Regions from separate parts of the Homo sapiens genome. Here region 1 is linked to region 2. The links are chromatin loops, found by intact Hi-C in ENCODE. Cell type or tissue: mammary epithelial cell. All regions are shown on one strand. Each heading gives the region's core, and the rest is flanking DNA. Links, peaks and the distances in the headings are about the cores only. Region 1 overlaps UVRAG (UV radiation resistance associated). Region 2 overlaps GDPD5 (glycerophosphodiester phosphodiesterase domain containing 5).

Evidence for each region. Peaks named below come from ENCODE experiments on the same cell type or tissue, not always from the same donor. Only the 100,000 strongest peaks of a DNase experiment are listed, where the experiment ranks them.
Region 1: it touches region 2 in a loop (3-fold over the local background); 4 of 110 quality-filtered maps call a loop at or near these places.

Annotation. Positions count from the first base shown.
Region 1 is chr11:75,851,389-75,856,388 of GRCh38, forward strand. UVRAG (UV radiation resistance associated) reads left to right here. Exons shown (of 15, transcript NM_003369.4): 2 at 495-612. Among named protein-coding and RNA genes, the nearest start is that of UVRAG, 39 kb to the left of the region's middle. In mammary epithelial cell, for the core only: no CTCF peak of the experiment used is centred there; a DNase peak (open chromatin) is centred at 2,803.
Region 2 is chr11:75,442,391-75,458,131 of GRCh38, forward strand. GDPD5 (glycerophosphodiester phosphodiesterase domain containing 5) reads right to left here. Exons shown (of 17, transcript NM_030792.8): 5 at 15,303-15,396; 6 at 14,367-14,426; 7 at 7,495-7,593; 8 at 7,127-7,220; 9 at 6,587-6,732; 10 at 2,023-2,105; 11 at 746-896; 12 at 1-191. Among named protein-coding and RNA genes, the nearest start is that of KLHL35, 17 kb to the left of the region's middle. RefSeq lists an enhancer at 13,949-14,547. In mammary epithelial cell, for the core only: a CTCF peak has its summit at 3,115 (motif pointing right); no DNase peak of the experiment used is centred there.

The DNA of each region.
Region 1 (5,000 bases), core at 1-5,000, 410 kb after region 2:
AGTCACTATTTTTATTTTTTGGCTGTGGCCTTGTTTTCCTGCTTGTATAGATAATCTGGCATCTAGACTGAACTAGCATCAGGGGTGAGTGTATGTGTTAACTGGTGATTATCTGTTGGTATGAGATGGATTTTATATGTCTATCAGAATCCCTCTGTGGAGAAAACCAAATTACTACTTAGTTTATGTTCCAGGGAATACTAATGCTATTATGCGGGTATATAGCACTTACATAACGTTGGTCCTTTTCAAAAATATTTCATGTCTGTTGTCACTTCATTCTCCAACCACCTTGTAAATGAGATAGGGCAGGTATAATTCCTGTTTGACAGAGGGGATGCTGAGGCATAAATAAGAGACTGGGTTATGGTTTCTGGCTCAATAAATAAATGACTGAGACAACTTATTACATTTCATTTTTGAACTGCAACTTCCAGAAAATTTTATAGGAGGAAAAATCTGAATGCCTTCTCTTTTTTGTTGTTATTTTTCAGCGGCGTCTTCGACATCTTCGGAACATTGCTGCCCGGAACATTGTTAATAGAAATGGCCATCAGCTCCTTGATACCTACTTTACACTTCACTTGTGTAGTACTGAAAAGATATATAAAGGTAAGGGGATCTGTGGCCTTACTACCCACAGATTGTTATATTTTTATTTTTTTTGTAACACAAGTGATTCTCAGTGCCTCCTGCTTTTGTGGCTTCTCGGAAACCTAAATTGTTATGCTGTCTGAAAATATCTCATGAGCAGTTGGGATGTATACTAAAGAAAGATGGCAGTTGGATAGTTCTTTCAGATAACTGAGCCTTACATTGATACGTTTATCATTCCTTTATGAATGTTAGCTATTAATGGTCTAGCAGCTAGCATTTCAAGTAGATTGAATCCAGTATCCTGTAGTAATTTTACTTTTATAAAAATGTAATAAATTTCTTTTCTTTAATATTATGGTAAAATAGGGACCTAGTTTATATCTTCTCGTATCTGTAATTCCCTGTATATATGGGATCTTTTTCAGAAGAATGGCATGGTTTTCTCTAATTCAGTTTTATATATTGTACTGTGGATTCTTCTGTAAGTGAAAAATTCTAAGAGTAGACCAAATATTTGATTAAAAATGGCAACCACCTTCAGAATGCATATTAGATGAGAGGCACTGAGACATAATCCGTTGGCTTAGGTGGGATGGTGTAAGAGAGGAAGCATGGTAAAATGATAGGAATGTTGGATTATGATGGAAAATACTTCCGTACTAGTTCTAGCCCAGCTACTCACTAGCTTCGTGACTTTTGATAAAGATCACGGTTTTTGGAACTTCACTCTCCCCATTTGTAAAGTAGAGATAATGATGTCTTATGAAGTAGGCAAGACAGATTTTTATGAGGATCATAAAAATCTCAGTAAGATGTGATTAAAGATCTATTTATGCTAACAAAAGGTGACATCATTTTAACAAAAGGTACTGAGACTTATTTGAATCTTGTCCTGTGGCAAAGATGAAAAATTCAAGTGATATTTATTTATTTATTTATTTTCGAGATAGGATCTCACCCTGTCAGCCAGGCTAGAGTACAGTGGCACAATCATGGCTCACTGCAGCTTTGACCTCACAGACTCAAATGATCCTCCTGCCTCCATCTCCCAAGTAGCTGGGACTACAGGTGTGAGACGCCACTCCAGGCTAACTTTGAAAAAATTTTTGTAGAAATGGGGTCCTACTATGTTTTTTGGGCTGGTCTCCAACTCCTGGACTCAAGCTATGCTCCTCCCCCAGCCTCCCAAAGTGCTGGGATTATAGGTATGAGCCACTGTCCCTAACCTCTTTTTAGTTTTAATGATTATTTAAAGCAGTGATTGTTTAACAACTTTTTTTAATGTCAATTCCAGTATCTGCTCATTAAAAAATTGAGTCAAGAAATATACAGTGAAGAAACCCCTTCAGAGTAAATAGCCTTAAAATAATTCCCGCCCACCCCACCCTGAGACGGAGTTTCGCTGTGTCACCCAGCCAGCCTGGAGTGCAATGGCGTGATCTCAGCTCACTGCAACCTCCGCCTCCCTGGATTCTAGTGATTCTGCTGCCTCAGCCTCCCAATTAGCTGGGATTACGGGCACATGCCACCACGCCTGGCTAACTTTTGTATTTTTGGTAGAGATGGGGTTTCACCATGTTGGCCAGGCTGGTCTCGAACTCCTGACCTCTGCCTGCCTTGGCCTTCCAAAGTGCTGGGATTACAGGTGTGAGCCACTGTGCCTGGCAATAATTTTTAAGGATGGGAAAAGGACTCTAAATTCCACTATCCTCATGTAATTTTATTTCATTCTCACTTTTCAGTCTAACCATTGCATGGATTTATTTATTTATTTGTTTATTTATTTATTTATTTATTTATTTTTTGAGGCAGAGTCTCGCTCCGTTGCCCAGGCTGGTGTGCAGTGGTGCAATCTTGGCTCATTGCAACCTCTGCCTCCTGGGTTCAAGCAATTCTCCTGCCTCAGCCTCCTGAGTAGCTGGGATTACAGGTGCCTGCCACCACGTCCAGCTGATATTTGTATTTTTAGTAGAGACAGGGTTTCGTCATGTTGGCCAGGCTGGTCTTGAACTCCTGACCTCAGGTGATCCCACACCTGCCTCAGCCTCCCAACGTGCTGGGATTACAGGTGTGAGCTACTGTGCCCAGTCCATTCCATATTTTTGAAACAATTGTATTCATCTGAATGATTAATGCTAGCTATTGTAACAAATACCACAACTCTTAGTGGCTTACCATAATACATGTCTTATACTAAGTCCAGTGTAGGTGTTCTTTATCAGGTTCTGTCTTGGCAGCTGTCCTTTAAGTGATGACTCAGGTATGCAGGTTCCTTCTAGTTTGGGCTGCTGGTGTCCTCAATACATGGCCTCTGGCATGGCCAGAGATAGAAGGATTACTTGTGGGAGATTTTTAAATGGAAATGGTCCATATCAATTTCATTACATTCTATTGGCCATAAATCAGTTACATTGTCCTTTTTATTTTTTATTTTATTTATTTATTTTTGAGATGGAGTCTCAGTCTGTTTGCCCAGGCTGGAGTGCAGTGGTGCCATCTCGGTTCACTGCAACCTCCGCCTCCCACGTTCAAGCGATTCTCCTGCCTCAGCCTCCCAAGAAGGTGGCATTACAGGCATGCGCCACCACACCCAGCTAATTTTTGTATTTTTTGTAGAGATGGGGTTTCACCATGTTGGCCAGGCTGGTCTTGAGCTACTGACCTCAAGTGACCTGCCCATCTTAGTCTCCCAAAATGCTGGGATTATAGATGTGAGCCACTGTGCTTGGCCTGAATTGTCCTTTTTAGATGGAAAGGGGACTGGGAAATGCAGTCTTACTATGTGTCCAGAAAGAAAATGAAACAATTTGGCTACTATTTGGTTTAAGGGTTTAAGCATTTTTGTAGGCCTTAAAACATTTAGTCTACTGCTCACTAATTGGTTATATCACTAGCAATGTATGACAGTGCCAGAGTATTTTAAATTTTTGATGAGTGTCTATATAATCAGTCCTGGTTACCTTAACAAAACTTCTGTGTTCTTGCCCCAGTGTTACCTCTGATAATAGTAATTAACACCAGTACTTAGCGCATTTTGGGAATTTGGAAAATGATAGCAATTATTATTAGAATTATAATAATCATAATAGTATTTTCTAAAAAGAATAGTCATGGGGCTGGTTGAAGATCATGTTAAAAAACTTGTCTAGAGATATGATGAAAGCAAAGTGCCTTTTTTGTTTTTGTTTTTTCTCTCTTCCAGCTCAGATTATATCTTGAATTTAGGAGTTGTCATTGACTGTTTTTTGAAGTTATCTCAATGAGATATCTCAATCCAATCCTCAACACAGTTAGGGAATAGCTGGTGACAGAGCACGGGGAAGTCCGGGGTCTGGTGTTGCTGTTGAATCTGGCACTAGCTGTCAAGCCTCTTGAGGGCATTTACTCCCTCTTGCGGGCTTCAGTTAATTTATCATTAAAATGAAGGGATTGGTGATTTCTGAGCATTCCTCCCATTCCAAAATGTCATGGTTGAGTGAAGCCTATTCATGAACTTTGTTGGGCTTTACAAACTTTTAACTACCATAGGAGGAGCTGGGAAGCCCTTTCTTTAGTAATTCTAGTTAGTGCTGTCGTATCTTGTTGGTCGGACCTATTATGACAAACGTGAATATTTGATGATCATTGTTTGGTCCTTGGTATAGAACAACCATCATAAGAGACCAATTGACTCTTCTTGATGAACCACCCATACCACCTGTTTAGTGGTAACATTTCTTAGTGTCAGAAGACAGTTTTTTATTGGAAGAATATCCGAAATGCTGGTTTCTAAGTTTTTCTTTTATTTCAGCTAAATTTACAGCAGATCCAAAGAAGATATGTGTAAAATTTAAGAAGAGATGTGTGAAATTTTTTGACTTTTGACATTCTTGTAGTGCTTTTAGGAGATTGTTTACTTATTTCCAATCAAATACTAGTTATTATATCCCCAGAGAACAAAGCCTTGTGTTAATGGATGGATAGATTCTAAACTTGGTTCTTGTTAAAATTGGAAATTTTTATTTTTTATTTTTTATTTTTTTGAGACGGAGTCTCACTCTGTCGCCCAGGCTGGAGTGCAGTGGCGCGATTCCAGCTCACTGCAAGCTCCGCCTCCTGGGTTCAGACCATTCTCCTGCCTCACCCTCCCGAGTAGCTGGGACTACAGGCATCCGCCACCACGCCCAGCTAATTTTTTGTATTTTTAGTAGAGACGGGGTTTCACTGTGTTTGTTTCACCGTGTTAGCCAGGATAGTCTCGATCTCCTGACCTCGTGATCCGCCTGCCTCGGCCTCCAAAAGTGCTGAGATTACAGGCGTGAGCCACCGTGCCCGGCCCTTAAGTTTGTTTTTCATAGTTATTTTCTTACCCATGAAATGTAAATGCCTGCCCTCTCCTGGAATACCGACTGTCTTGAATACAT
Region 2 (15,741 bases), core at 649-5,648:
ACGGCCTCCAGAGTCACGTTGATAAAACTGCTGCGGTAGGGGTGCTCCCGGGGCGGGTCACGCAGGTTGAGCAGCAGTGTGGCATTGCCCTTGGCCAGCTCCAGGAGCTCTGCCAGGCTGCAGATGGACTGGTTCTGGGCCTCTCTGTGGTCGGAGGGTGACAGGGAGCTGGCTGTCCAGAAGGGGTCAGTCTGGCAGGGACAGGGACACACACATGGCTGCATCATCAGCCCTTTGGGGGCCCCCACATACCCTTCTGGCAACCAAGCGTGGAGACCCCTGGGCTGCCAGAGTCTGCTGGGGTCAGGCAGATTGATGGCTGTGGCCATGTGGAGGCTGTAGGAGGCCCCAGCCCTAACCTTTCTACCCCACACCCTGCTTACCAAGAGGACGGAGGACGGCTTGCTTGGAATCGCTCCCAGACCCACAGCATTTCTCCTTCTAGAGCATTTCAGATCAGAGAGCCAACCCCTCTCTAGAGTTTTACAGAGTTAAGAATTCTATTCACTGCTCTCATCCCTGTCAACCTTTTCTAGTGAGGGAAATGGACCCAGAACAAGCAGTGACAACCATGAGTCTGGCAGCAGTGGCAGGAGCCTAGGAGGCCACTAAGCAGCTTGGGTGGAGGTCGCGAAAGCTCTGAGAGTGGGGGTCTCGAAGCTGATGGCCACCCTTGCACCTCTCACTCCTTGCAGTCCCTGCTGGTGTTTTCCATGCCTAAGATTGGGATCAGGTGCAGCCAGACCTTCAGGAACCACTGGCCAGCGTTGAGTCTCTGCAGGGTGGTCCAGTTAAGCATGGAGGCAGGCCTGCGGGCCAGCTCCGGGAACTCCTCCTCCACGTTGGTGGTGCGCCGCAGGGTGGTGTCATGCATGAGGAAGGGCACGCCGTCCAGGCTGCAGGGAGGGTGGGGCCACCGAGTCAGTGACCCCCCAGATCCTTTACCTGCCCACCAATGATCGTCACCCCACACAGTCCTCCCCACCCAGCACAGGATCCCGGCTGGCTCTGCCCCTCTCTGGGCCTCAGTCTCCCCATCTGCACAGGGAAGACAGTGGGCTGGTGGGTGACCCTGAAGGTCCAATGCCTTCTGGCTCTCTGTGAGGGTCAGATGGGGGTGGGGACTGCCAAGGAGGGAGGGCTGGGAAAAATCTGGACCTACTCTCTTAGCAACCTTGGAAGGTAGGTGCTGCCTCATTTGACAATGGAGAAACTGAGGCTGAGAGAGGGAAGTATCTAGCTCAAGGTCCACAGCCTGTAAGTGGTGGAACCCAGTTTGGAACCAAATCCCTGTGATGCTATGATGAGAACAGTGCAAATGTAGACCTCTTTGGCAAATTCCACCCAACCCCAATCCTTGTCTACTCTACCAGGGTTGCAAATAGCTCATATGGTGCCTTAGTGTGAAACAGTAAAAGGTACCTGTGCCCTCTGTTCCTCAAGGCATTTTACCACCATCTGCTAGAAAGTTGTGATAAACACACAATTCTATGTCTATACTGGGAACAATGTCCTCATTTATGTGATGCCCTTGTTCAGTATGCAACCTGTACAACTATATATGACAGTTCTGCCCTTCTTCCCTTCTCAGATAACCTCTGTTATGAGATTAGTATGGATTCTTCCTGCCATTTATACTAATATCTACTTATATATGTACATGGAGAAAGTGTATATGTCACTTTTTTGTGGTATTTTAAAACGTAACTGGAGTCACAGTGAATGTATCACTCTGCAACTTGCTTTATTTCCCTCATGAGAGTGTTGTAGCTCTATCATCTATTTTTCCCTTCAAGTGGCTCTGTGGCAGTGCTCCTGCTTGCACCAAGAGCATTTGTTCTTTCCTCTATTTTACATCCTGGAGTCTGCAGGAACAGGGTGCCTGCCCTGCTGTGGATAATCTAAGTCTTCCTCCTCCCATCTCAGAGGCTCTGAGACCAGAGGTTCCCCCAGCAGAGACCCAGGTGGATGCCGAAGCGTGTGGGAGGGGTAGAGGAACTATCTCCCCTCCGCTACACCTACCTGATGGTAATGTCAGCCTGGAGCCCGTACAGCTTCTGCTCGAGGGCCTTCCGGAAGGACATGAGCGTGTGCTCTGGAGCCAGCTGGGGAAGAAGGGGTGGTGAAGGGAGAGCCAAGATTCAGCTGATGTACCCTCCCCAGCCAATGGAAAGTCTTTCATGTTGGGAGGCTGGGCTAGGCCTGGTTCTAATTCTGGCCCCTCCACAGAGTAGCTGTGTGACCCTGGGCACCCACTCAGCTTCTCTGAAGTTCAGCTTCCTCATCTATTAAATCATGCCTACCTCATTGGTTTTACTGGGGGCGGGGGAGGCAGGGCTGGTTAGTGTTGATGCATATAAATGCCTGACATGTAGCTAGCACTTGACACATGGTAGCTATGGTCACTATGTTATCATTGCTCTATCCCAGGCACTGAGCTAGACACTGGGGCTGGAGGGCTTTTTTACAGTCCTCTGTGGCTCTCTGGCAGTCTTGGGCTGGGGCTGAATGTGAAATTCAGGTTATACCCTTGGTTATACCAAGGGTTATACCCTGAGACAAGTCCAGGGGGGAGACCTGGAAGAGAGGGTAGATGGGATGGTAGAGTTTCAGTGCGGGACCAGTTTCCTCATCTATATAAACATGACAGCATTATTTCCCTCCCTGGACTGTTACGTGAATTAAAAGCCTCTAGCACACTGCTTGATATACACAGTAAGTGCTTAATAAATAGCAACTGTTTTCCCCTTACATGATCCTGGTTCTAGCATTTTTTTAAGAGACAAGGTCTTGCTGTCACCCAGGCTGTAGTGCAGTGACACAATCACAGCTCACAACAGCCTCAAACTCCTGGGCTCAAGCAATCTTCCCGCTTCAACTTCCCAAATAGCTGGGACTACAGGTGCATGCCACCACACCCAGCTCTGGTTCTAGCCTTGACTCTGCCATTAACTATTGTCCTGACTTTGGGTATATTTCTCTGTGGGTCTCAGTTTCCCCATGTGCCCCTTAGAGATGTGTACTCATGAGGGTCTTTATGCTTAGGACAGTTGGGATTCAAGCCTCCCTAGTTGGGTCTCATCTGAGGACTGTCATACCCGTTGCTGCCACTGGGGGTCAGCACCAAACCAAGGATTGGGCGAAGACCAGGTCCATGAGGGATGGTCGGAGGGAAGGAGGGAGGGAGGACACCCCCGATCCCCCTGCCCTGCTCTGTCAGTGAAGAGGTGAGGTGGGAAGGATTCCCATGGCTGATCTCATTCATTCCCACTGAAGACAATCCTGTTCCCACCTTCTCTCCCTCTGGCCACGATGTTCCCCAGCCACTCCCCTCTTTTGTGACACAGCCTAGCACTGGGGAGCCAGGGAGTGGTGAGGGCTTTGGAACGGACTAAAAAGGTGCAATTTCACTTCCCAGACACAGAGCTGGGGCCTCAGTTTCTTTAGCTGTAAAATGGGCTAACATTATCAACCTCACAGGTGAGATAACAAAAGTCACAGACCCTAGCCCAGGACCTGGCACACAGCAGGGTCTCAGTAATGAGTTTCTTTCTTCTCCTGTCCCTGGCATACAGCACTCTTGGAGGACATGTTACCTGTCTCCCAGTCCAGTGGGTTGTGTGAGGCACTCCCAGGGGAAGCAGGACTACAAAGGCATGGAGAGAGAGGCAAGGACTCAGTGGAATCCCACCCATCTCTGAATATCCTGCGGCCAGGCCTTCCATCAGGGACCACTTGACAGGGGTCCACGCTCCCTGCTGCATGGGCTGGGGCTGCAGAAGGCAGAAGCTTGGAAGGGGTTGCGAAGACCCTCAGGGCAGAGGAAGTGTTTGGGAAGGGGAAAGTCTTTTTTGGAAGCTTTTAGACACAGTTAAGTTCTCTCTGGGTTAGGTGCTGACCTCCTGGAGAAAGAGATATGGAAACCTGGCCCTCCCTGGCCAGGCTCAGGACTCCAGGAAGGCCCCAGAAGCATACACGTTGCTGGGGTGAATTCTTAGTCCCCGTCTCAGAGCTCGCACCTGCCTCAGGCCAGTCCAAGTGGGGTTCTGTTGTCAGGAGGGTGTGCATAGGGGGGTGGTGGTTACTCAGGTGGGTGGGACACTATGGTTAAGAGACCCAGATTTATAAAACAGCAACTCAAAGTACTATTAAAAAAGAGTCTTAGCTTCAGAGTTAGTGCAATCAAATATTAAAGTACACGTACACACATGCACAGAGGGACAGGCCACATCTGCATAGGAACAACACATCCAGGGACACACAGACAGTCTCCAAGACAGAGATGTGCACTTGGGCTCACCACACACAGACATGTGGACCCAGAGTCAGAGCCCCCCAAGGCAATGCACAGGGACACACAGAGGGGACCCTTGCCAGCCCCTCAAAAACTACCACCAGGGCATGATCAGTCAGATGCAGAATGTGAAAAATCCCACAGGACAAATGACTCCATTTCTCAGGACAAATAAACAGCTTAAGGGAAAAAAGGGACGGGGAACTTTTTTTTTTTGAGACGGAATTTCACTCTTGTTGCCCAGGCTGGAGTGCAATGGCGCAATCTCGGCTCGCTGCAACCTCCGCCTCCCGGATTCAAGCAATTCTCCTGTCTCAGCCTCCCAAGTAGCTGGGATTACAGGCATGTACCACCACATCCAGCTAATGTTGTATTTTTAGTAGAGATGGGGTTTCTCCATGTTGATCAGGCTGGTCTCGAACTCCTGACCTCAGGTGATCTGCCTGCCTTGGCCTCCCAAAGTGCTGGGATTACAAGCATGAGCCACTGAGCCCAGCCGGGGGATTGTTACAAATCAAAAGGCACTCAGGAGACACGCCAACCAGATGCGTGCTGTGGACCACATTTGGATCCTGATTTTTAACAACTAAACTGTAAAAAGATATTTTCGAGACAATAAAAGGAAATTGAACATGGATTCCATTTTAGATAATATTAAGGAATCATTATCCTTAATATTGGCTGGGTGTAATAACAGCATTGTTGCTATGCATCTTTCTGAAGTCCTCATGTGTTACAGATACATCCTGAAGTGCCTATGGGTAAGACGATGCGATGCCTAAGATTTGCTTTACTACCCCAGAAAAAAAAGTAGGGAACAGATGAAGCAAGAATGGCCAAACGTAGATAAGTATGGGATTGGATTCATTACATCCTTCTTCATTATGTGAGTCATTATATGCTTTTCTCCACTTCTGCATATATTTGACCTTTTTCTACTAAAGAAAACCATCCTCGCTGGGGCCACCTTCCTGCTTCAGCATACCACTTATGTCCCCTGGCTGCTGGAGGGAGCCCAGGAGATGGTAATCTGAGTCATGGAGACAGGAGGGGCCATCGTTTTAAGCCCCTCAGAAGAGTTCCCCTGCCCCCACTGGGAAGGCTGGGCTCCAATTGGTCCTCACAATAACCAGCAGCATGGGCATCCATACCTTTGAGGCACAGAGGGGACTGGTGACCCCTCCAAGATGCACAGGCAGCATGTGGCCAAACTGGACACCAGATCCAGATCCCCACTGGCTGCCTCTGGGAGGGACTGGGGTCAGCACTGGAGTCTGGCTCAGGGGCTGGAGTCTTATCGAGAAAATAATACCCACCACATGCAGGGGGCCAGACTTCCAGAGTGAGTGGCAGCCCGGCAGACCCAGCACCTCCTTCCAAAGCAGTTATGTGAGACCCCCTTACTACCCTGAGGTCCCACAACAGCCTGGAACACCAGGAAGCCAAGCCCTCAGGAAGTGCTCACACACACCCCCACTTGGCAGGGTGGGGGTGTGTACTACCTCTGCTAAGAAGCCTGGGTTCAAGGCTTTCATGGAGCAGGAGACCCTGCTCCAGAGAGATGGCCCTGCCCAAGGTAACAGCAGTGTCTGCCTCTTACTTTCTGTGCACCATGTGCATATTTGGGCACTGCACACATGCTAACTCCTGCTCCTCATAGCCCCACAGCAGGTGCTCTCACTAGTCCCATGGTACAAGATGGGGGAACCAGGCAAAGAGATGGAAACTGTTGGGCCTCCCACAGCTGGTGAGGAGCTGTGCTGGGATGCTAACTCAGGCAACATGGCTCTGGAGCCTGCCCTCTCACCGAAGCTCTCCTGCAGGGCTATGGAGTGCACTGGTGGCAGAATGCGGCGCTGACTTTGATCCCTTCGTCTTTCTCCAACTCACGTCGGTTCAGCCGTACTCACTGTCACAGTGGGCTCTGAGCTGCCTCCCAGCTCTCCTGGAGGGTTCTCCTGATGCCTGGTGGCAGACCCCAGGCCCCACACTCAGCATCCATCTCCTGGGCCTTCCTAACTGGCACCTGGGTCTAGCCTGGGCCTAAAACCCTCCTGCATCTTTGCAGGGCACTTAGGACAAAACTGAAATCTTTTTAGCAAGATGCCTTCAGGACGCTTCAAGATGTGCTTCCATCCCAGCACTCCCGGCCTTTTTGCCAGTCCTTCCCATGTACCTCCCCTCAAAAAGCTACAAATGGTTGCTACCATTACATATATCCATTTCCCAAGAAGGTCCCCCCCATCGCACCCCACCCCAACGGGGCTGTTAGGACCCTGAGGTGGCACTCACCATGGGGGCCCCGCGGTGGCCAATGAGAGCAGGCTTGGGGCCGAGGTCTTTCTTCTCCATGATGCAGGGAGAGGAGATGGTGAGAGGGGCCAGGTAGAGGGCAAACACCACGGTGAAGAAGGTACAGAGAATGGTCACCTGGGAGGCTGCAGATAAGGGGCCGTGAGTGCTGCCTGGTGAGCCCTGGGCAGGTTGGGGTGCAATGCTGGACCCCTCTACCCCCGACCTGTCAGGATCCAGGTGCTCTAGGGGGAAGCCCTTATTCTTGCTGGGAAGATGAACCCCGCCTCTAACTCACACAGACACAGGTGCATACATGCAGAGAGAGAGACATGGAGGAGGAATACAGTGTGAGGCCGACTGAAGCTGTGACCCTCCGTGGACTCTGTGGGCCACTCTGAGCCAGAATCCCCCTCACTGAGTGCAGGGGCCCCACCCCATCCCCAGGCCACCCCCAGGGAAAGCCCAGGTCGGGGCAGCACCAGCTGGTCTTGGCACCTGCAGGGATTGGAGGGGCAGGCCCTTCACAGTTCTACTCACAGGTCCGCTCTGCGCGGGCGAACTGTCCTGCCACGATCCAGGAGAGCATGGTGACTGCTGCCACAGCCCCCACATGCAGGAATGGCGCTGTGCCCTGTTTGCAGGGAGAGGGAAGGGAGACCAGTAACGCCCAGCTCTGCCCAGACCCTGTGTCACCAGCCTCCTACTTCTACCTATGAGGCAGGCAACCCTGTCTCCATCTGCCAACTGGGGACACTGGGAGCCTCAGGACCCTGGTGTCCTCCCTAGTTCTGACCTGCTCTGTGACCCTGGGCGCCTCCCTGCCCTTCTTTGGGCCTTGGTCTGGAGAAAGGGAAGTGACAGAAAGGCTCTTGTTGTGAGGGTCCTGGGGGACCCTCCTCACTCACCTGCAGGGAGATCAGCAGCACCTCCCACTCGTCCTCCCACAGCTGGGCCACGGCCGACATGGCCACCACCGTGGAAGCCAGGATGACCACCAGCCCGATCTGGAGGGGGAAGAGTCACCGGACAGAGGCTCAGAGCGGGTGGGAGGGTTCCCAGTGTGTCTGAGAGAGGAGCCAGAGGGAGAGACAGAGAGGGCAGGAGAGGCCGATGGAGCAGGGCAGAGGGGAGGGAGGAAAGAGACAGGCATGGGCTGCCAGGAAACTAGAGGCCGGCAGATAGACACGGCAGGGAGAGACTGAGGCAGGAGGAGGCAGCAGGAGGCCGGCAGACCCAGCGAGGAAGGGACAGCGAGAAATGGAAGGGAGGATGGGGACAGGAGGAGGAGGGAACTGTGAGGAGGGAGGACATTCAGTAAGGGGGACCTCCCTGGGCCTGGCAGGTTAGTCACATCCAAGGTCCCGCCCAGCCTCCCTGCCACCTCAGCATGGCACAGCAGAGGAGGAAACCCACTTGTCCAGGCCATGCCCAGGCCTCAGGGGAAGGAGGCTGAGGAACTGGGTCTGCTGCAGGAGCCTGGAGTGCAGCCCAGCCTGGCACCCTGGGCTGGGCTCACAGTGGCACTTCAGGCGGGAGTGGGTGGTGAAACACATCGCCACCTGCCCCATCTCCACGGCCTGCCCTCTCCCGGACTCCCAGCATCTAGGTCCGCCGTGATGGGGGCCATCCTCCTTGCAGCCTCCAGAAGAAAGCAAAGCACAGCTCTCATGGAGGATGAGGTGGCACCTCTACGGGACAGAGATCTCTGGTGACAGGTAAGACCTGAAATCTTTAACCACGTGAAGCTCGGCAGAGGTTTTCGGCTCCTCGGCCCCCAGCCCCTCGCCCCTAGCCGTGGATCTCACTCCACCCACCCCCCTCCACACCCCCAGGCGTGCCTCCCCGAAGCCCAGGTTGTGGCTCTCCTCCAAAGCCTCCCGCAGATCCCAGTCTCTGGAAGGGTCAGTCAAAGCCGCCACCTCCGTCCCCCTAGTTTCTCCAGACTCGTCTCCCATCTCCCTCCAAAGGCCTGTCCTTCTCCCACAGCACTGCCGGCCGCCCTGCCTCCCTGGAGCCGTTCTAGCTGCTGGCAGGGCCTTCACCCCCTTTCTCCCGAGGCAACCTTTCCCAGAGGCAGCAGCGGCCAGGGCCCTCTGATGCCGAGCAGGGACAGTGGCATTTCTAGACGATGAGGGTGGGGCGGTGGCCAGCATCTCCGCTCCCTACCCAGGGACCTTCACTCGCCGGCGGGGAATGCTGAGTCTCGCCTGGGATGAAGTTTCCCTTTGGAGGCTTTTCATTCCAGCCCATCAGCCTGGAAACAAATGTTCCCCCAAGAGACCTGAGCGAGGCAGGTGAGGAGCTGGAAGGGCTGTGACATGGGGGCTCGGGGCGGGAAGAGGCATGGGCGTGCCTGGGCCTGTGGGGGCGCTTCGCGTGGTCCCCAGGTTGGTTCCGCGGAGGCACGAGCATCCTCATCTCACACACGGGAAGCGAGGTTCGGGGAGAGGAACAGCTGGCTGGGTCACGGAGCTTTGAAGGGGCAGAACCAGAAACGAACACCTTCTGCCCATCTCAGGGGGTAAGGGGGTGTGCGCTTTCTCGGACAGACAGCACGCTGGTGTCAGAGAGGCTGCGCAGTCTCTGGGAGGCCCAGCTGCGCCTCCGAACCCCTGAGAACCCCGCCCTCGGCACTCAGGCCCCTTCTCCCGGCTGCCCCCGGCGCGCAGCTCCCCCTTGTGGCCATCGTGGGAGGTGGCCCTGCACACAGTGAGTTAAGGATGGTTTCCAGGAGCATCTCATCACAATACCTATTAATGGAAACGACTTGCAATAAAACTGATTCCCCAAACCCTAATACAATTAAAAATGTTATTATCTCTGAGTTCCACAGTTGCTTTGGTGCTAATCAACACACTCAGCAGCATCACTGCATGTTCAGTGTCTGTGGGACTTCCCTACCTTGCATCATTAAGTTATAGCAATAGCACTGACACCCAAAAACGCAACCACCATCGCTCCTGAAATCTGACTGAGAAGGATGAATCCCACCCTAGAGGCCCAGAGACAGATCACCGTCCTCCTCTGAGAAAGTGGCCTTGGGTTCTCTGTCTTCATGGGACTGTGGCTTGTGATAGCCATGGTGGGTACAGGGGATACAACAGAGTCTTTCATTCATTCGATGAGTCTGGCCTAGGTGCCGGGACCCGAGAGGAGGTGGAACCCCGCCTTGCAGAGGTGCAACAGCTGGCCTCTTAGGGGTATCTGGCCTCTGGGTTTTGCAGTCCAAATGGCAGACAGCTGGCCCAGGGTTAAGAGCCTCACTTGAATCACGGTCTTCAGTCGAATCCTGGCTCTGCTACCTACTGGGGATCTTTCCACATCCTCTCCAGGGACCTTTCCAGAGCTGTGAAATAGGGATAGTGAGTACCTACCTGGAAGGGGGTTGGGGAAGATCAGTGAGGAAATGCAAGTGAAATGCTTAGTACAACGGCTGGCCAGAAGAAAATGCTTACTAAATCTCAGTGATATCATTTTAAAAAGTGAGCATGATATGGGAACAGGATTATTGTGAGGAGTGAAATGACTGTGAAATTCTGAGTGAAAGGTGCCTGACACATGTGGTCAGCACCCAATAAAGGATGGTTACTGCTGTTATGGTGAACGCAGTGCCTGGCACACACAGGAGGTGCTCAGTGAATGCGCCTTCCTTAAGCTGCTGCTGGAGGGACAGAGGCTGGACACCAGGAAAAACCATAAAGCTGGGGCCAGTGCATGGAGAGAAGTCTGAATTCACCAGGAGAGGTGATGAAGTAGACATAGCAGATGGCAGGTAGAGGCTGATGGAGCCTTGGTAGGAGGCAGAAGCCCCAGCCCCAGCCCAGCCAGTAACTTGCCTTGGGGCTGTGTGGTACCCAGTGCTCCTCTCTGGGGCTCAGGTTGGGTCGCTGACAGACGCCTCCTCTGTGCAGGTCCTGGGCTGGGGGCTGCTGCCACTGAGGCAGGGGAGTCAGGCGAGGACAGAAGAGCAGTGCAGTGTGCTCAGGGCAGCCTGGGGAGGTGTGAGCTGTGACCAAAACACCTCACAGAGGGCGGTGGGTGGGGCAGGAAGGGGGGCATCTCAGGGAAAGGGCCTCCTGTTTACTGTAAAGCTCCCAAGAACCCTTCAGCCTGCTCCCTCACCTCCTGGGTACCTCAATTTCTCCTGAACACTCACCTGGGAGAGATTTCTGGGAAACAGGAGATTTTGGCAGACTGGGGAGGAGGAGGAAGGTCCCCACATAAGCACCAGATCTACTCAGCACCCAGCCTGCTGTGAATGGCTCCCTCTCACCCTGTCCTGAGCATCTCTGTCCTCCCCTCCTCAGGACCCAGGGGAACCAGAGACTCTCAAACTTCATGATTAAAACATACTATAGGCCAGGCATGGTGGATCATGCCTGTAGTCCCAGCACTTTGGGAGGCCGAGGTGGGCGGATCACGAGGTCAGGAGATCAAGACCACCCTAGCTAACACGGTGAAACCTCGTCTCTACTAAAAATACAAAAAAATTAGCTGGGCTGGTGGCCGGTGCCTGTAGTCCCAGCTACTCGGGAGGCTGAGGCAGGAGAATGGGGTGAACCCAGGAGGTGGAGCTTGCAGTGAGCCAAGATCGTGCCACTGCACTCCAGCCTGGGCGACACAGCAAGACTGTCTCTAAAAAAAAAAAAAAAAATACAAACATACTATAAAACTGTGGTCTTTAGAGTGCTATGTTGCTGATGTAAGACCAGATAGATAAATGAAAATAAGCAAAAAATTCATAAATAGATCCAAATACATAAAGAAAATTTAGTATATGATAAAAATAGCATCTCAAATGAATAAAGGACAAATTCTCAGTAGAGAGAGTTGGAAACGTTGGGAAGCCATCTAAAAAGAACAGAGTAAGATCACACTATACCCCAAAATAGCTTCCAAAAAGAGAAAAAATTAAATGTTAAAAACGTGGAAATATATAATTACCAAGTGACACCATAGAAAAATTTTTATAATCTTGGAGTGGGAAAGACCTTTCTGAGTCTGACACAAAACCAAGGAGTCATCAAGAGATGACAGATTCAAGTATGTAAGAATAAAAAAATATATATCCCCATGGTAAAAACGCAATGAGCAAAGTCCAAGGATGAATGACAAACTAGGAAGAATTATTTGCAGTTTGTTAGCCAAATGGCTAATTTCCCACATCTATAAAGAGTTCCTGCAAATGAATAAGCAAAAAGCAATGGCAAAAATGGCAAAAGATATGAAGAGACAGTTTTATAGAAAAGAAAACACAAGTTACTCAAACATGTGAAAAATGCCGAATCTAACTCACCCGAAGGGAAATGCAAATGAAAACTACAGCAAGGTACCACTTTTCACCCATCAGGCTGACAAAAGCCAATAAATCAGCTGATGCTTTATGGGCAAGGGTGTTTTTATAGAACAACTATCCATTGCTAAGAGAGCATGAATCGGAGGCACTTGGCAAGGAGGCCATTTGGCAAGATCAAAATGATGAAAGTACACATTCTTCACCCAGAAATTCCTCTCCCAGGTCACCACCACATCGTCCTGGCAAAAGACAGAAAGCAGCTGGGATGTCGATCCGGTCTATCAACAGGGAACTGGCTAGACGCCTAGGGAATCAGGGAATATCCAGACCAGGGAGCAGGAGCAAGGGATGGATACCAACAGGGATGCTTTAATGCAGCGAAGAAGGAGCTCCAAGAATTCTGTTAAGGTGCGGAACAGAGGGTGGAGTAGGCGACTGTTTGTGTTTAAAGAAAAAAGAAAAAGGAAATGCATATGTACATGTGCATGTGCTTAAAATCTGTCTGGAAAGATAGTGAGGAGACTTTCTTTGTATACTTTTTTGTGCTTTTTGTATTTTGAATCATGTCGATGTATTACATGGTCAAAAGTTAATTAAAGCAAACAAAAAAGAATAAAGAGTCCTTAGAATTTTAGAATCAAATGGCAGAATCTTAGAAACAGAAGAGAATTTCCAGGCCCTGCTGGAACACTCTGAGCTCTGGGGAACTCCCTCCTGGTGGGGCGGGTCGAGCTCTGGGTCAGCTCCACCTGAAAGGACCCTGCTCATGCTGCGATCTCACATAGGGGGCAGAGGGCAGAGGAAGGCACCCTGGGAGCTGGCACCAGCATGGACAATGGGATCTGCTTCCTTGCATTGATCTGCCAGCTCCAGCTGGCTCAGCGGCTCTATAGGCCTCTCCACTAGAATCAAGCATGTGTGACCTTACCTGCTGAGAGCCAGGCATGGCCCCAGAAGGTGACCACAGCATGTGCCAGCCCCACCCGGGGTGCCAGCTGGTGCAGTTCTTTCAAATGCCAGCTTTGCAGCCAGGAGAAGAAACTCCCTCACAGAGGGGATAGTGGAAGCCCAGAGGAGGCCTGTGAGTAGAGTGAGGGCAGGAGGAAGGTGGGGGGACCAGGGGCTGCTCACGGCTCCTACCACTCTAAGACTTCAGTCTCTGGGGTCTGACTCCCAAGCTCCAGGCCCATGTAACAAACCGGCCTCGGTGCCTCCCTGGATGCTCACAGGCACCTCCCACTCCACACAGCCCAACCCAGGCTCATGCTGTCCCCTCTTCCTTTCCTATTCCACATCCGTCTTCTAGCTAGAAGTGAGCCCCTCCCCTTGGAGTCATTCTGGCCCCATCTCATGGGCTCATGGTAGTTTCTGAACATTTCTGCCCTTTCCTAAATGGCAGGCCCACGGGGAGCCAGGCTCTGGGGAAAGGGAGACGATCCAGATGTTCCTGGGAGGGAGGGGCTCTGCCTTGGTCAGCTCGGTACCACTCTGTGCCCACCAGGGCCCCAAGAAGGCCAGGCATCAGAAACACACTTCAGCACTATGCCTGCAATGGACGTAAGGCAGAGAGTTAAGGCTCCGGAATGGGTGAAGCCTGTCTGCTTTGGGCCCAGCCCTGAGGGGGGGCACTGGGAACAGGGAGATGGAGGTTAACTCTGGCCTGCAAAGAGCACCTTGACTGGGTGGGTCGGGGTCAGGGAGCCAGACGAATACTGAAAACACAAAAACATAGCTGTTCAGACATGTAGCAGGGGAGGCTGCAGGGGCTGAGGAAGTCCCGGGAGAGAATCCTGTGTATGTAGGGGAGGTACTGAGGAAGGGGTCCGAGAGAAAAAGGGAGGGCAAGAGCAAAGTGCTAAACGGGGGAAGGAGGCAGACATGCTGGGAGAGCATGAGATGTCTCATGTAGCAGAAGCTGAGGGTGACTGTCCCATGATGGGTTGGGAGATCAGCAGGGGCCAGATCATGCCAGGTAGGGAAGTTTGGGTCATCCTGGGAGCGGTGGGAGTGGTGGAAAGGCTTTAAGTTGGGGAATGCCATCGCCAGATCAGGGTTTTCAAAAGAGCTCACCAAAGAAGGAAGAGGCAGGTGAGACCCGAGGCAGGGCCCCCAGAGGGTGGGTGCCACAGTATGAGCTGTGAGCTCTGCTGGTTAATCACATGACTGCGGGACCCTGGATCTTCCATGTTTAAACTGGGAGACCTTAGGCAAATCACTTAACCTCTTTGTACTTCAGTTTCCCCAACCACAAAATGGAATGATAACAGTACCTACATCACAAGGTTGCTGTAAGGGTTAAGTGAATGAAGACGGGTGAGGTTGTGAGAAAAGTGCTTGGCGCATAGTGAGTGCTCAGCCTTAGCTATGAGAACAATTCTAACGGTGATCCAGGGGAGGGACATGGTGGCCAGGCCCTTCCTCTGCTGCTGCTGCCTCCAGCTTCCCTTGCTCTCTCCCAGCCCCGGCCGAGGCGGCCCTTACCTTGTGCAGCCAGTGCAGGTTCATCTGCTGCCCCACGGCAATGTGACATAGTGCCAGGACCTGAGGAGGGACCCACAGGGTGATTGTCAGGCCCGTGTGGGCGGGAAGGCTTTGCCAGTTTCTCAGACACCCTGCTCCCCACTGCGGCTCTGGGCCTGACCCTGGGCAGAGGCAGCGAACCTCCCTCCAGGCGATGGGAATGCGCTGCCCTCCCCAGCCCAGCCCAGACTAGCCAGCCTGAGCCTGGCCTCCTCCCAGATGATTCCAGGCCTCTAGGCTCTTCCTCTGTGTGATTCCCCGTCAAGAGGTCACTGGGTGCTGCTGTACTTGGACTACTCAACTTCATTCATCAAACATTTTGGGAGTTCCAGTCCCCGGGATTCTGAAACAGACTTGAGCCTGTCCCCAAGGAGCCCCCAGTCCAGCATGGGGGATCCACCTGCATCTCAGTGAGTGGAATATCGGGAGCAAGAGCCTGAAGCAGAGGCTCCTGGAAGAGGAAGCCTGCAGTGGGCCCTCTCGGCCAGGACAGCTCTCACTGGGTCCGGGGCAAACATTCCAGGAAGGGGCAGCCTAGAGAGACGGGCAAAAGCAAGAGGACCTCCTGCTTTGGGGGACCCAGGCCTCAGGTGCAGCAGCCCGAGAGGCCCTGGGCAAAATCTGAATTAATGTGCCATATGTAGCCAACTTCCTACTAGTGGCATGAAATAGCTTCTGATTAGTCGCTATTATAAATTAAGATAAAAATGAAAATGTTATACATATCTTTCTGTATTTTTGATTACTTCCTTAGGATACATTCCTACAAATACAATATTCCTACAAATACAGCTTTCCCCTTTATACCAGGGTGGGACCCTCCATCAGCCCAGCACAGGGCCAGTATCCCTTCCCCTGGGAGCAGGGCCACCTGCCCTCCAAAACAGCCCCATGTACCAGGAGGCCAGCGATGTATGCGAAGGCAGCAGCTGTGGTCACAAGGATGGGTACGGGCCAGTCGCTCCAGTAGCCCATGCGGTTGTAGAGGTACCTGCCAGGAGGAGAGGGGGCAGGGGTCAGACCTCCACCAGGCCACTACCTGGCCCAGGAATCAGGATGGTCTGAGCCTCCACACAGACGACAGGCTGGGCTCAGTGACCAGGCTGTGCCCACCTAGCAATAAGGCTCAGCGTCTGCCTGATGCTCTACCATGCCTGCTCATGGCAGCCACCCGGGGACCAAGAAATGTAAAGGAGAAAATAATGCCCCATAATCCTATTGGCCAGAAGTAATCATTACCAAGGCTGTGCTGGATCTTCCTCCTGTGGGTTCCCCCGCCCCCATGCCTATATGTTTGTATAAACAGCAAAGCCAGGACCCCGCTGCACAAAGCAAC